Linked DNA regions of Mus musculus: region 2 is linked to region 1. The links are chromatin contacts, found by Hi-C or POLR2A ChIA-PET in ENCODE. All regions are on one chromosome and are shown on one strand. Each heading gives the region's core, a stretch centred on a gene start or an enhancer-like site at or near the end of the contact. The rest is flanking DNA. Distances are from core to core; before and after follow the strand shown. Region 1 overlaps Ptk7 (PTK7 protein tyrosine kinase 7). Region 2 holds the start of Klc4 (kinesin light chain 4).

What was found. Hi-C counts contacts between places; a loop is a spot of excess contacts on that map. ChIA-PET counts read pairs that join two places held with the same protein, here RNA polymerase II (POLR2A).
Region 2: POLR2A ChIA-PET joins it to region 1 with 12 read pairs in Patski. The contact joins the promoter of Klc4 here to the enhancer-like site in region 1. A Hi-C loop is called at or near these places in 9 of 37 maps with a recorded cell type or tissue (adrenal gland, heart, left cerebral cortex and 1 more). POLR2A ChIA-PET finds 5 or more read pairs at or near these places in 4 of 5 experiments (Patski and embryonic stem cell).

What each region holds. Positions count from the first base shown.
Region 1 is chr17:46,607,562-46,614,666 of GRCm38, forward strand. The region is part of intron 1 of Ptk7 (PTK7 protein tyrosine kinase 7); the gene reads right to left. Among named protein-coding and RNA genes, the nearest start is that of Ptk7, 18 kb to the right of the region's middle. Within about 2 kb of position 2,395, at least 1 of the 3 ENCODE cell types and tissues checked has a DNase peak (open chromatin) inside an H3K27ac peak, as active enhancers do; it is heart, where a contact is called at or near this core.
Region 2 is chr17:46,643,898-46,650,529 of GRCm38, forward strand. Klc4 (kinesin light chain 4) reads right to left here and starts at 2,183. Exons shown (of 16, transcript NM_001357130.1): 1 at 2,078-2,183; 2 at 352-615. The coding sequence starts at 609. It overlaps Mrpl2 (mitochondrial ribosomal protein L2), which reads left to right and starts at 2,332. Exons shown (of 7, transcript NM_025302.4): 1 at 2,332-2,501; 2 at 3,493-3,661; 3 at 4,340-4,481; 4 at 4,575-4,690; 5 at 4,762-4,872; 6 at 5,138-5,211; 7 at 5,987-6,235. The coding sequence starts at 2,406. The coding sequence ends at 6,199. Cul7 (cullin 7) reads left to right here and starts at 6,441. Exons shown (of 26, transcript NM_025611.5): 1 at 6,441-6,632.

The sequences.
Region 1 (7,105 bases), core at 1,145-3,644:
CCTCTTTTTTGTTTGTTTTGTTGTTTTGTGTTTAGATTCAGGGTTCCACTCTATAGCCCTGGCTGTCCTGGAACTCACTCTGTGACCAAGTTGGCCTTGAACTCAAGAGATCTGCCTGCCTCTACCTCCCAAGTGCTGGGATTAAAGGTGTAAGCCACTATGCTGATTTTTAGTCAAAGTTGGACAGCAACAGGCTGGGACAGTCACTGAACATAGAGTGTCCACACCTACCCTGCAAATTCACCATCTCCTGATGTCCACACATTGTGTACCACTCCAGACAGACCAAGACGTCATAGCCCACCTCCATGCCTGCCCCATAGAAAGCCCGCAGAAGGTAAGAGCAGAGCTCACACTCAGCTCCCTTCATCCCAAGTGGCTCCCCAGGAGGTGGGCGCCCAGGAAACATCAGCTGGTTTGTGGTGGTTTAACTGCTCCAGATAACCCGATCGAGTTCTCCCTACCCCACGTGCATCCGCCGAGGGTCAGACCCTAATATAGGTTCCGGGTAGGCAATTACATTAATTATCATCATTAATTCAACAAACATTTATTTAGAGCCTGCCATGTGCCAAGTACTCTCTAAGTCACTGGAGATGCAAAGAGAAAAACACACAATTACTGTCTTTAAGTGTCTCAGCTCAGTGGGGGAGTCAGACAAGCAAACATATAATTACAGTAATAGCTAACTCACTGACCCGCGCTACGAACCAGGCGCCGTTCCCAGCATGTTAACCATACTGTCTTGTTAAGGCTCATGCCCGCCCAGTGGAAGGCATGCCACAATCCCCATCGTGCAGATGTGGTAACTGAGGCACAGAAGCAAGGCTACTTACGGAAGCTGGTAAGAGACAAAATGCCGAAGTCAAACTTCAGGTCACATCTGGCTGCAGGGTAAGGCTTCCTGTGACTACTAGCCTTGCCTACTCTGTCGCTTGTGACAGGAGAGTACAGAGAATTCTTCAGAGAAGCCTCTAAGTCAGATGGAAGGGTTATAGAGATGAGGTGGGGAGACTAGAAGGGTTTTATGGAGTTATGAAAGAAGGATGCATGGAAAGTAGGAAGCCAGAAGCCAGAGGACTAGAAACAGAATCCACAGCCAAGCCCTGCTGAACACCAAACATAAAATACAAGCCAGAGGACACTGGGCAACGGTGGCACATGCCTTTAATCCCAGCCCTTGGATCTCTGTGAGTTCTAGGCCAGCTTGGTCTACAGTATGATTTCCAGGACAGCCAGGGCTACACAGAGAAACCCTGTTTTGAAACCCTTCTGAAGGTACCAAGTTCAAATCCCAGCAACCACATGGTGGCTCACAACCATCTGTAATGAGATCTGACTCCCTCTTCTGGAGTGTCTGAAGACAGCTTCAGTGTACTTACATATAATAATAAATCTTAAAAAAAATAAAATAAAATAAAGAAGCCAGGTAGTGGTGGTGCATGCCTTTCTGAGTTTGAGGCCAGCCTGGTCTACAGAGTGAGTTCCAGGATAGCCAGGGTTACAGAGAAACCCTGTCTCAAAAAAACAAAAACAAAACAAAACAAAACAAACAAACAAAAAAACAAAACCAAAAAAAAAAGAAAAGAAAAGAAAAGAAAAGAAAAGGGAAGAAAAGAAAGGAAGGAAAGGAAGGAAAGAAAAGGAAGGAAGCGTGATGGCACACGCCTTTAATCCCAGCACTCGGGAGGCAGAGGCAGGTGGATTTCTGAGTTCGAGGCCAGCCTGGTCTACAAAGTGAGTTCCAGGACAGCCAGGGCTATAAAGAGAAACCCTGTCTCAAAAACAAAAAACAAAACAAAACAAAAAACAAAGGAAGGAAAGCCAGAAGTGAATGAGTGAGTAAATGAGATGAGAGCAGAAAGCTCTGAGAGGCTGTTAGCCATATTGCTGTGGGGCTGGGGGTGGTGGTGGTGGTGGTGGTGGTGGTAAGGCAGCAGATGTACAGTTACCTTGCTCTGGGTGTCCCCGGTTAAAAAACAAACCGCCACCACAGAAGTCTGCCTTTCCCAGCCGGACAAAAAAAGCTAAACTCTCCGACATTGAGGAGAGCGGCAGGCTCTCCCATGGAAGTGCTGAGTGTTGTCTAATACCGTACCTCTTCTACAATCCCCAAGGCTGTCTGGAAACCACTACTGAGGGTTAGCTGCCCACCTCAGCAAAAGCCAAATTAACTCTAAACCAAATCACATTCACCGGTACCAGGGTTAGGACAACATATTGTGTTGGGGGCTGGAAAAGTAGCTCAGAAATAAAGCAAAGGAAAATGGGCTGGGCTCAGCTGTGGACGCCCCGCCTCAGCTTCCTGTCCGCTGGGCTACAGGCGTGTATGAACACGCCCCACTCTGATGGGTACTCAGCCCCGCCAGGAGCAGGGCACTGTTCTCATGCCGGGACACACAATGGTGAAGTGGACAGGAAGCTTTCTGCCCTCCGGCTTTACACAGCCTCTGAAGATGGAATAAAAGCAGCAGGGTCTGGCCTGGAAAACAGGGGGTCTGCTTAGTCCCTTGGCTGTACTCAAACAGGGTCCCATTTCGATCCCTTCAAGAGGCTGCTGTGGAAATCTGGAAGGCTCTTCTACGGAAGGAAGAGAGCGACCAGGGAAGGCAGGACAGATGCCAGCAGGATGAGCTGTTCCCCATTCCCCCCTTACCCCCCCCGCCCCGCCCATTTCACCCAAGGTGTCTAGGACCAACAAAGGTCAACACCCTCACAGCTCCTACTTGGCTCCAGGAAGGAAGAATTACCAAAGAACCACGCCACCTCCTCCACAAGTCCCTGGGGCAAGCAGGAACAGATTTGACTTTCCTCCCCCAATGTGGGGAGTGGCCAGGTCCTGCCTGGCTGTAGTCAGTGCATATTTAATAAGTTTTATTTTTAGATTTATTTATTCTATTTTATGTAGATTAGTGTCTACCTGTGCACCAGTGTGCACAGTGCCCTTAAAGGTCAGAAGCATACGTTGGATCCCCTGGATGAGTATCGTGAGCTGGGAACTGGATCCAGGTCCTCTTCAGGTTCAACCTTCACTACTCAGCCTTGCTTTGATCATTACTGAATCACGTTCTCAGATCTCCATCTGTCTAGTCCCACGTCCGCCCCGAGTCCCACCTCCCACCCTCTTAGATGGTTTCAAACCTGGAAAGAAGAGGGTGAGACTGATTTCCACAGACTTCCATCACGTGCTCCCATCTCTTAGCACAGCCATGATGGATCCACAGGGAATCATGAATAGTTGTTTTCAGTGTGCTGGGCTGAGGGTGCATACCCCACTGAGCTTCTGCTGGCCTCTGCTGCATTTCCTAGCCCTATCCTATTTATTATCCTGTGATGGCTGGTTAAGGAGTTGGGGTGTGTGTGTGTGTGTGTGTGTGTGTGTGTGTGTGCGTGCGCGCGCGCGCTAGATGGGGAGAGTGAGGCCTGGGTGTTTTGATGCTTGGAACTGAACTTGGGCCCCCTGGAAGGGCAGCATGTGCTCTGCTGAGCCATCTTGTCAGCTCTCTGTTCTGATTGTTAAATAGTGTGTGGAGGCCAGGAGACAACTTGCACGAGTTAGTTCTTGCCTTCCACCATAGAGGTCCTGGGGATCAAACCCAGGTCATCAGCTTTGGCAGCAAGCCTCTTTGTCCACTGAGCCATCTCATCGGCCCAGCTTTTTAAATAGCTTACTTCCTTTCTCCAGCAGAATTCCAAAGAAGCAGTGACGAGAGCTGTCTTAGTTAGGGTTTCATTGCTGTGAAGAGACACCATGATCAAGGTAACTCTCATAAATGAAACCATTTAACAGAGGCTGGCTTACAGTTTCAGAGGTTTAGTCATTATGGCAGAAAACATGGCGGCATGCACGCAGACATGGTGCTGGAGGACACAAGAATTCTACATACGGATCCGAAGGCAGCCAGGAGGAGGCTCTCTCCTGCACTGCATTGAGCTTGAGCACTAGGAGCCCACAAAGCCCACCTGCACAGTGACACACTTCCTCCAACAAGGCCACGCCCATTCCAACAAGGCCACACTCCTAATGGTGCCACTCCCAATGGGCCAAACATACCCAAACCATGGCATGAGCCAAGCCACATCCAGGAAGTAGGACTGGACAGTCGTGAAGAAAATCAAGGGGACATTAATAGTAAGTGACCCCTGCTGGACTGTGGGGTCTCCCAAGACACACGGCCAAGGAGAGGGGACCCCCAGGAAGTGGGTCTCTTGTAACTCACATTCCACGGTCAGCCGTAACACACCTGAAGAGTCTCTCTGAAAACCACCTGGCTGGGCCTGAGTGTGAGAACGGACAAGGGGAACTGTCATCTTCATGTGACACACGAAGACATGGAATTCTACAAAGCCAAACCTTTCTAGGGTGGGAATTCTGGTCTTGGGAATCCAACGTGAGCAAGCATGGGCCCCTCTGGACTTACGGGGAACCAAAGCCAAGACTGCCCCCAGAACACTGGGCTTATCAGCGTGGGGACAACAGAAAGGGACACACACCTGACGGGATGGAAGCAGTACAGGTCCAGCTAACTGATGCCAAAGAGAGACCAAACATGCCCTCAGAGATGGAGTGAGAGCGGGGACAGGCACCCGGCCACCACATCACCAGTTACCTGGACCGAGCTGGGTTCATGTTGGCTGCTGTTTCTTGATTACTAGTACAGGAGGTGGAAATGTTTGGAGGTGATAAATCACCTGGGCTCCCTGGCAGTGACCCACACTTGAACTCTCCCCCCCCCCTCCAGTTTGCATACACAGAGCCTGTGTGATGTAGACAAGCCCACTGGGACAGTATTGATTCACGAGTCAGTAAAAAACATGAGAGCTACACACACCTACAGGCATGCTCACAGGTGTGCACACACAAAAGCCTTGAGTGGGATAGGTTCATAGCCTCTGACAGAAATCCTGGAGTCAGGAATCCTGGGAGCAATGGACAGGCCCAAGGACAAAGGCAACATGAGACTTGGTAACGAATGGTGGTGTTCACAATGGGGGTGGGGGGCTGGAGAGTGGGCTCAGCATTTAAGGGCACTGGGAACCGGGGTTTCCATTCCCAGCACCCATACTGTGGTCTCCTCAGGCACCAGGCACGTCACACGGATATGCATGCAGGCAAAACATCCACACACATTAAAAAATAAAACAAATCAGGAAACCCTCAGAACACCCCAAAGTCCGCCAGCAGGAAACCCATAAAATAAACTGGAGAAGGGAGTCAAGAAAGAGGGGTGCAGTGCAGGCAGAGCTCCCTAACGACTTAACTTCCCCTCCAAAGTGTGTAGGAACCTTCCTGTCTTCTCCCCATGCTGTGCCCCCCAACTTAGGAAGGTCCCCAGGGAGGAAGGACTTCTAGCAATCACACAGGAGGAGGCTAAATAATGAATTGTAAGGGTATGTTTTCTTTGGCCAGGGCAGTCTGGCCACGCTCTGGAGGCTGCTGGGCAAACATTTTTCATATTTTAGTAGCTGGCCTATGCCCAAGGCAGTCAGAAGTTAAGTAAGCTTGAATGAGCTGCTCCCACCCTCTCTAAGGCCCCGAGAATTCTTAATGAGGCCCCACAGCAGCAACTTCAACAATATCCGTGGCTCCAACAAACCTGTCCTGCTGCCCTAAATATCACTCAACCCCCCCTCCCCACCCCCACCCCACCCCCGCTACTTTTAATGAATGCAAATGATACAGCAACCAAAACACTTAGCCTGCAGTGAAATCCAGTTTTGTGTGGCTTGCCTTCAGCAGCTTACAGCCCAGGCAGATGGTCCCACAGAACTTTGTGTGCCCAGGCTAGCCCGGGCACAGTGGGAACAGAAGGCAGGAAAGGCCCACCCGCCCTCCCTGGGACCAGGTGCAGACCCTAACATCAGTCTCTTTATGACTCTGCTCTGGGGTAGAGGGAAAGTGTAAAGAGTGGGGGATGGAGGGGACAAAAGGTATTTCTTTGATCAGAGAAAGGGGCTGGCCCGAGGCACCTCAAAGACCTGTATGGTCAGCACACACCCTGTATTCAAGGGCACTTCCCCAGAGATGTGCCCACCCCCACTGAAGTCCAGCAGATTCCAGGGACCTAAGAGAGCAGCAACAGGGATCCTGAAAAGCCCACTTGGATCTTTCGTGGAAACAACAGCACCAGACAGTGTAAATAACTCAATTTACACCTTGTTTCCAATGGTCTCTTTTGGCAGCAGAAACTAGAAGCAATTTGTCAGGAGCCTTAAGAGCGGACTCCAGAGTAATTTACTTCCAACTTGGGCTCAGAGGGATTTCTTGTCCCGTCAGCCTGATCAACACCTCTCTCTAGGGCTGAGGTATTGGCTGGCCCGGAGCAGCTACTGTGGCTCCGGCTGCCCCTGTCTTCACCCATGATGCCAGCAGCTGGCAGGAGATCCACAGAGGTCCACCCAAGTCCTCCAGGCCTCTCCTAGTCACTGTGCAAAGGAGGCATCAGGACTGCTAGACCCAGAACAGGCAACTAGGCAGCTTAGGACAACTAAAGGCCCACACAGGGCTGAAAACGGAGCTCAGTAGGTAGAGGGTTTGCCTAGCATGCATGAAACTCTGGCTTCCATCTCCAGCACTGTATTAACCAGGTAGGGTGGTGCACGAAATATAATCCCAGAATTAGGAAGTTCAAAGCAGGAAGATCAGGGTTCTAGGCCATCTTTGGCTACACTCAGCCAGGCCAGCCTGAGACAACTGTGACCTTGTCTTTTAAGTGGGTGGGTGGTAGTTAGAGAGATTGTTCAGTGGTTAAGAACACTTGCTGCTCTTACGGAAGACCCAGGTTCAATTCTGAGCTCCTGCATGACAGCCCATAATTATCTGCAAGTTCAGTTTGAGGGGAATCTCACTCCCTCTTAGCCTCTTCAAGGCACCACCCCAGCAAACGGTTCAAACACATAAAATAAAGTTAAGTAAATCCCGGGGCCTTCAGTGTTAGTTTTCTGCAACTGCTGATTCAATCCACCTCCTGGGGACTTTCTTTCTTTTTTTCTTTATTTATTTGGTTTTTTTTTTTTTCCGAGACAGGGTTTCTCTGTATAGCCCTGGCTGTCCTGGAACTCACTTTGTAGACCAGGCTGGCCTCGAACTCAGAAATCCGCCTGC
Region 2 (6,632 bases), core at 933-3,432, 36 kb after region 1:
CTTGAACTCAGGACCTCTAGAAGAGCACATAGCTCTTAACCCCTCAGCCATCCCTCCAGCCCCTTCCCTTCTTTCTTTGTCTTTGTTCTGTCCTTAGCAATGATCACTCTGGCCCAGTAAATCATTTACATATTTACCTGAGCTCTAGCTGACTCTCCCAGCTATAATATCAGCTCCGAGAAGAACTGTGCTGTGGTGTTCTATACTGCACCACCAGCATGCAGAAGAGTTGACACACAGTAGTCACTTAATGAACATTTAACGAATCAACAAATCCAAGTTTCTAGGACAAGGAGACCCCCAAACTTGCATCATGTCACTGGAACACTTGGCATCCCCCCTTATTCTTACCTGGGCCTCGCTCAGCCCCAGCTCGATGTTCTCCATAGACCGCCGCAGCTGCCGGGCCTTCTCATGGACCAGTCCTTCCTCATGGCCTCCCTGTTGCAGACACTCAATGGTGTGGGACAGGCTCTGCAGCACTGCCTGATGTTCACTGTGTAGGGCCTCCAGCCCTTGGCTCACCACCTTGGTGCTGCCCAAGATCTCCTCTTGACTGAGCCGGTGCCCTGCAGGCTCATCCCGCTGCCCCAACACCAAGCCTGACATCCTAGGCTAAAGAGAAACCACAGAGTTCAGGTGGGGCAGAGAAAAGACATACTACTAGAGATTGGTGGGCATCCCGCAAAGGGAAAAGAGTATGGCCGACCCCATGGCTAAGCTGATGAAAGAGGAGGAGTTCCACGGCACTGACCATAAAACTAAGGTGAGGGAGAGGAATTAACCTGGATAGAGATCTGTAGGACAATCGGGCAGGCTTGGAGCTAGAGGAATTCAGGACTTGGCAATTGGAGACAGAGCATAGGTTAGGGAAAGGAAGCAGGGGATCTGAAGCATTGTAAGAATCACAGAGGACTTGTGGGAGAGCTGTGCAGAAAGCAGTGTCCCAATAAAGGGGAAGGACCCAAGGTTAGGGATGTGGGAGTACAGGAAACAGCAGCCGTCATGACAAGGCTCTGGAAGGTTCAAGGTCTTCAGGCTGCATCAGCAAAGGCACTAAGCCCAGCACCTCCCAACCTGCTGATCTCCTTCCAAACCACCTTCTGGCCTCACTCCCCCCCCCCCCCCCCGAATTCAGCCGGTCTTCCTACTTCCTCCAAACTCATCCCTGAAGTCTCCTTACCTGCTTACAGAGCAGAAGCTCTTGGCTTCAGGCGGCTCCCAGGCCAGAGCCCGGAAGAAACTCTGACCTGAAACTAAGGATTTAGAAGGCTTTGTACTGCCCAAAGTCCAGAAGTCCGGCAGTCCCACCCCTTCTCTGTCACCACCTCACAGCCTCTCAGAGGACCTGGCACGGAGCCCCACCCAGGACAAACACCCTCCCTCCTCCAGCCTACAGGTTCTTCAAAGACTTGTACTAATGTCCCTTCTTCCTTAAGTCACTCTCCTCATTCCAGCTCGGTGCAGTTACTTTCTCCCGATAAGGAGACCTGCAGCAAGGGGTGTGGTGTCCCTGAGAAGGGAGACCCGGTTAGGATTCCCAACAGGATTACGGCAATCGCCTCCTTCCATAGCTTTGTCTGACATAATCACCTAACAGGCGCCTTAAAATGTCTCGCAAGTGCCGGATGGTTCAGGGATGCATAGCAGATCTGCTGAGCACAGTGGGGTCACGGAGCAAGGCTCCGAGCGCAGGCTACCGAAGCCTGAGGGCCCACAGTTCAGGAGTGTCTAAGGTTCCTGCCTCGCCCCGAGGGCCGAGGGTGAGGACAGAGTAAGATCGCCAAAGGCTGAGGGGAGAGGAAGGGCAGAGTGAGTGAGAACAGAGTTGCTGCCCGGGACCCGACATCAGACCAGCTCGAGGTCACAGTCAGGGGTTCCCATAGGGGGCGGGGCAGGTTATCCCACTGTCTGGACGCCGAGGGGCGGGGAAGAATCGCGGGGGGGCGGAGTTTTTGAGTCAGTCTAAAGTTTTCTGAGGTTAGTAGGAAGGGACTTATTCATTTGTCCCGGAATGTGGGAATAAGAGTCAGTGTAATCTTAATTCTCAGCCCCAGGGGTACTCCCAAAGACTCACCTGCAGTCTGCCGGTCCGGCTACCGCCTCCGTGGGTGCTGCCCCTTTAAATTTATCATGGCTGCCGCTCGAGGCAATTGTTTTGACGGCTCCAAGGGGCGGGGACTGCCGCCCGTCACGTGACCCGAGCAACCCCCCCCCCCGATGATTGGCTGAGAACTTGTTCTTTGGAGAGGCAAGAAAGCGTGTATCCTGCGGCGCTGCCGTTCTGTGCCCGCCTCTCTCGCGTCATTGGAAAGCGACGGGACCGGGACCGGAACGTCATCCCAGAGCGCCAGGCTCTGGATGAAGGTAAAAGCGAGCACGGCGCGGAGGAGCCCGGCCGGCCCATGGCGCTGTGTGCGCTGACGAGTGCTCTGCGCTCTTTGAGCCTGGCATCCGCGGCCATTACCGCCCGGGTTCCGACTCTGCTCCCTGCTGCCCAGGTAATCCGCTTACCTGGGAACTAGGATTGGTTCTTTCCGCCTGGGCTGTCCGGGATCCCGCAAGGCTAGGCGAGATCACGTGACCTTCGTTCTCCGTCAATCCCGATCTCAGATACGGGCTTCCAAGTGCTTTTGCAAGCCTTTACTAAACAGGTTGCAGAAGTAACATTAAGGTGCCAGCCGTAAACCAGGCAGAGAAGAGGACTGAATTAACCGACCTCCTGAGAGTTCTTATGCACATTTTGGGGATGAGAAACCTGGTCAGCAGTCTTACACCTTCTGGGGCTAGACAGACGGGCTTCGCAACTTGCCCTGCTACTGCAGATTAAACCTAGAGCCTCGCTCATTCTATGCGCTTCCTCTACCTCCTAGAACCAGTGCTCTTAACTGTTTTAATGTACGACTGGGTTATTGCTGATATTAGGGACTGTCGAACAGTGGGTCTGTAGTGGGCAATGGTGAATCACACACACACACAAAAGAAAGAAAGAAAGAAAAGAAAAGAAATTACTGATCTTGCTTCTCTGCATTTCTCAGGCTGAGCATGGCAGAATTTAGCGAATGTATATTTTATAATTCAAGCTAAACCAAACACTTAGTCTACAGCCAGTGGAAAAGCAAAATAATCATTTCCATTCATACTCGAAAATTCCTCAAACCGTGCATTGGGCAAAAGGCACCACTGCTGATGGTGGTGATAGGTGTGTGGAGTTTACCAGCTCTGGAGAAGTGAATTCTTCAGGGAAGGAAAGGTTTCCAGGCAAGAACTTGAAAGGATTTAGAAGATGATGAAAGGGAGACCATTTCCTTGGAGAATTATATCAGAGGTTTACCAAGTGATTACCAAGTAACTGGATAAACACATTACACTGGTATTTGTGAAGGTTGGAGATTAGGGGGCAGCGTTCTGAGATGTTTCTGGGAAGCTAAACTTAGTCTAGGTGCTTTCTTGCTTGGTTCTCTAAAAGAGAATATTTCCTTTAATCCCTAGATACAGAGCAATGTCCTCCTTCAGCTGCCCCCTGCCTTGGTGTCGCCCTCTTACCGCCCAGTGCATATGTCTGCGGACCGCAGTGCCAAGTTTGTGTCCTGGAAGAGTCGTACCAAGTACACAGTTAAACCAGTGAAGATGAGGAAGTCTGGGGGTCGAGACCATACAGGTGGGAAAAGGGCCTGGAGCATTCAGGAGGAAAGTGTGTTAGGCTCCTGGGGTTTTTTTTTTTTGTTTGTTTTTTGTTTTGTTTTGTTTTTTGAGACAGGGTTTCTCTGTGTAGCCCTGGCTGTCCTGGAGCTCACTCTGTAGACCAGGCTGGCCTCAAACTCAGAAATCTGCCTGCCTCTGCCTCCTGAGTGCTGGGATTAAAGGCGTGTGCCACCACTGCCCGACTGCATTAGCATCCTGGATGTCTATATAGCAGTGCACTATAGCTTGTAAGATGTCATTGAGGTGCATCTCACCGTGTGGGTCATGACTGAAGCTGAAGAAGAGACCACAGAGAAACAGAAAACCTGCTCAATGCAAGGGACCAACATTATAATGGTTTAATGATGGGAGTCCAGTGTATATCCCTTCCAGTACAGTTTTAATAATCATATTTTTATTGAGCCATATAAGTGTTACCCCACTACTTTTGCAAGGAAGCCCTGGCCTCTGTTCACCCACATACTGTGGCTCGAACCTGGGACCTCAGCGCTCACAAGGCAAGCTCTGTACTGCTATACCACCAACCCTTTGTCGTTTTTCTGTTTGTGATATAATAGTGAGGGAGTACTACTGTCCAATCTAGGCTGAGAGTTATTCTAACCTGAATCACATGCCTGAACTGTCTTGATCCTAGGCCGCATCCGAGTGCATGGTATCGGTGGAGGCCACAAACAGAATTATCGCATGATTGACTTTCTACGGTTCCGGCCAGAAAAGGAAAAGGCACCAGAACCGTTTGAGGAGAAGGTTGTGGTAGTCCGCTATGATCCTTGTAGGCAAGTTTGGGATGGGAAATGATGATGGTGTGGTCTGAATTGTTGTTTTGTAGCTTCTCAGAAAATGTGGGCTTTGTCCATCATCCTGAACAGGTCTGCAGACATAGCTCTGGTTGCTGGGGGTAGCCGGAAGCGCTGGATCATTGCCACGGAAAACATGAAGGCTGGAGATACAATCCTGAACTCTAATCACATAGGCAGGATGGCAGGTGAGGGATGGCTGGTGGATGTGTGGGGTGGAGGTGGCTGGGTCTTGTGCTGATGAGATCCTGTTTTCTAGTGGCCGCCCAGGAGGGGGATGCACATCCACTTGGGGCGCTGCCTGTGGGGACCCTCATCAACAACGTAGAGAGCGAGCCTGGCCGGGGAGCCCAGTATATCCGAGCTGCAGGTATGGGCACAAAAGCTACACACATCCCACAATTGGGATAGCACTATTCTGGGAACCCTTTAGACTCACATCTGTTCCAGGACAGGAAGAAACAAACAATGAGAGGATCAATCTGTGCTTTGTTTTAGCCTAGATCATAGTGTATGATCTTCTGTGTTTCATGTGCCCCCCCAAGGGCAAAGGAAGGGTGGCATGTGGCCTCAGATCCCCATGGAAACCTCCCTCTGATTTGTGGAAGGTGGCCAAGCTGTTTCCCCTTCCCCAGGGACATGCGGTGTGCTGCTTCGGAAGGTGAACGGGACAGCCATTATCCAGCTGCCCTCGAAGAGGCAAATGCAGGTGTGTATGGGCACAGATGGGAGGGGTCAGCAAAGAAGGAAGTTTTGGCCGGGCAGTGGTGACGCATGCCTTTAATCCCAGCACTTGGGAGGCAGAGGCAGGTGGATTTCTGAGTTCAAGGCCAGCTTGGTCTACAGAGTGAGTTCCAGGACAGCCAGGGCTACACAGAGAAACCCTACCTCAAAAAACAAAAAGAAAAAGAGAAGGAAGTTTTAGAATGTCCCTCAGTGTCTCCCAAGTGTTTATGATGCCAGGCAGTGCCTCCCTCTGTGTCTGCTCTGTTTCTGCTACCTGACTAAGCATGCCATATCAGGCTGGAACTTTAGAGTCGAGATGCCCTTCCCAGCCAGGCCGGGCCATCCGTGTCTGTAACCCCAGCATCCCAGACACTGAGGCAAAAGAAGCAAGCCACCTAGGCTTTCTCAAAAAACCAGAAAAAGACGTAGGTTGAACCACCAGGTTGGAACTGGCTTTTAATCCCATCTCTCAAGAGTCAGAGGCAGGGGTGTCTTGGTGCAGTGCCAGGTCAGCCAAGACTACATACCTTCCCAGACCCTGACTCCAAAAGAAAACCACAGACACAAACATAGATATGGGGAGTCTTTTCCTTAACTTTTAATTCATTGTTGGACCCACGTTTATATTCTAATGTTTTGTGTTTCTCCCTTCTCCCGTCCCTCATTGAGTGTAAGAAGTCACCCAGAGTAGTGTTCCCAACACTGCCCTGCCAGCCTCGTGTCCCCACCGGTGCGTTCTTGTCTGCTTCTCTTGTCAGGTGCTGGAGTCATGCACTGCAACTGTAGGCCGAGTATCCAACGTTAACCATAACCAGCGGGTCATCGGCAAGGCAGGAAGGAACCGCTGGCTGGGCAAGAGGCCTAACAGTGGGCTGTGGCAACGCAAGGGAGGCTGGGCCGGCCGAAAGATTCGGCCACTACCACCCATGAAGAGTTATGTGAAGCTGCCCTCCGCTGCTGCCCAAAACTGATTGCCCTGGACTCTAATAAAATGTCTCTTGTTTTTATCTCTTACTACCTTTTCACTTGGGAGGGCGCGGTACAGAATGGACAAGAAGTAAACAGGGATAGAGGGAAGAGGATGGAAAAACGGATGGGGAGGGGGCAGAAATGACCTCCAAGGTCCTATCCAGTTCTGGCTTTGGGAAATGGGAAGGCACTTCCGGCAGCAGGAAGGAGGACTAAGAGGAAGAGGAAAGGGCGGTGCAGGACTGGAGGGCTGCGTCGTCCAGGTGGCACCCGCTACTCCGCCCGCTGATGGCCCCCGGCCCCCAGCTTTCCGCTAAATCAGGCGGAAGCGAGCGGTGGCTGGAGCAGGCGGCGGAGCCTCGGAGCGCCTGGAGCACCAGCCAGGACTAGGCTCCACCCTGCAGCAGGCAGTGCGCCGGCGCGCCTCGGAGGCCT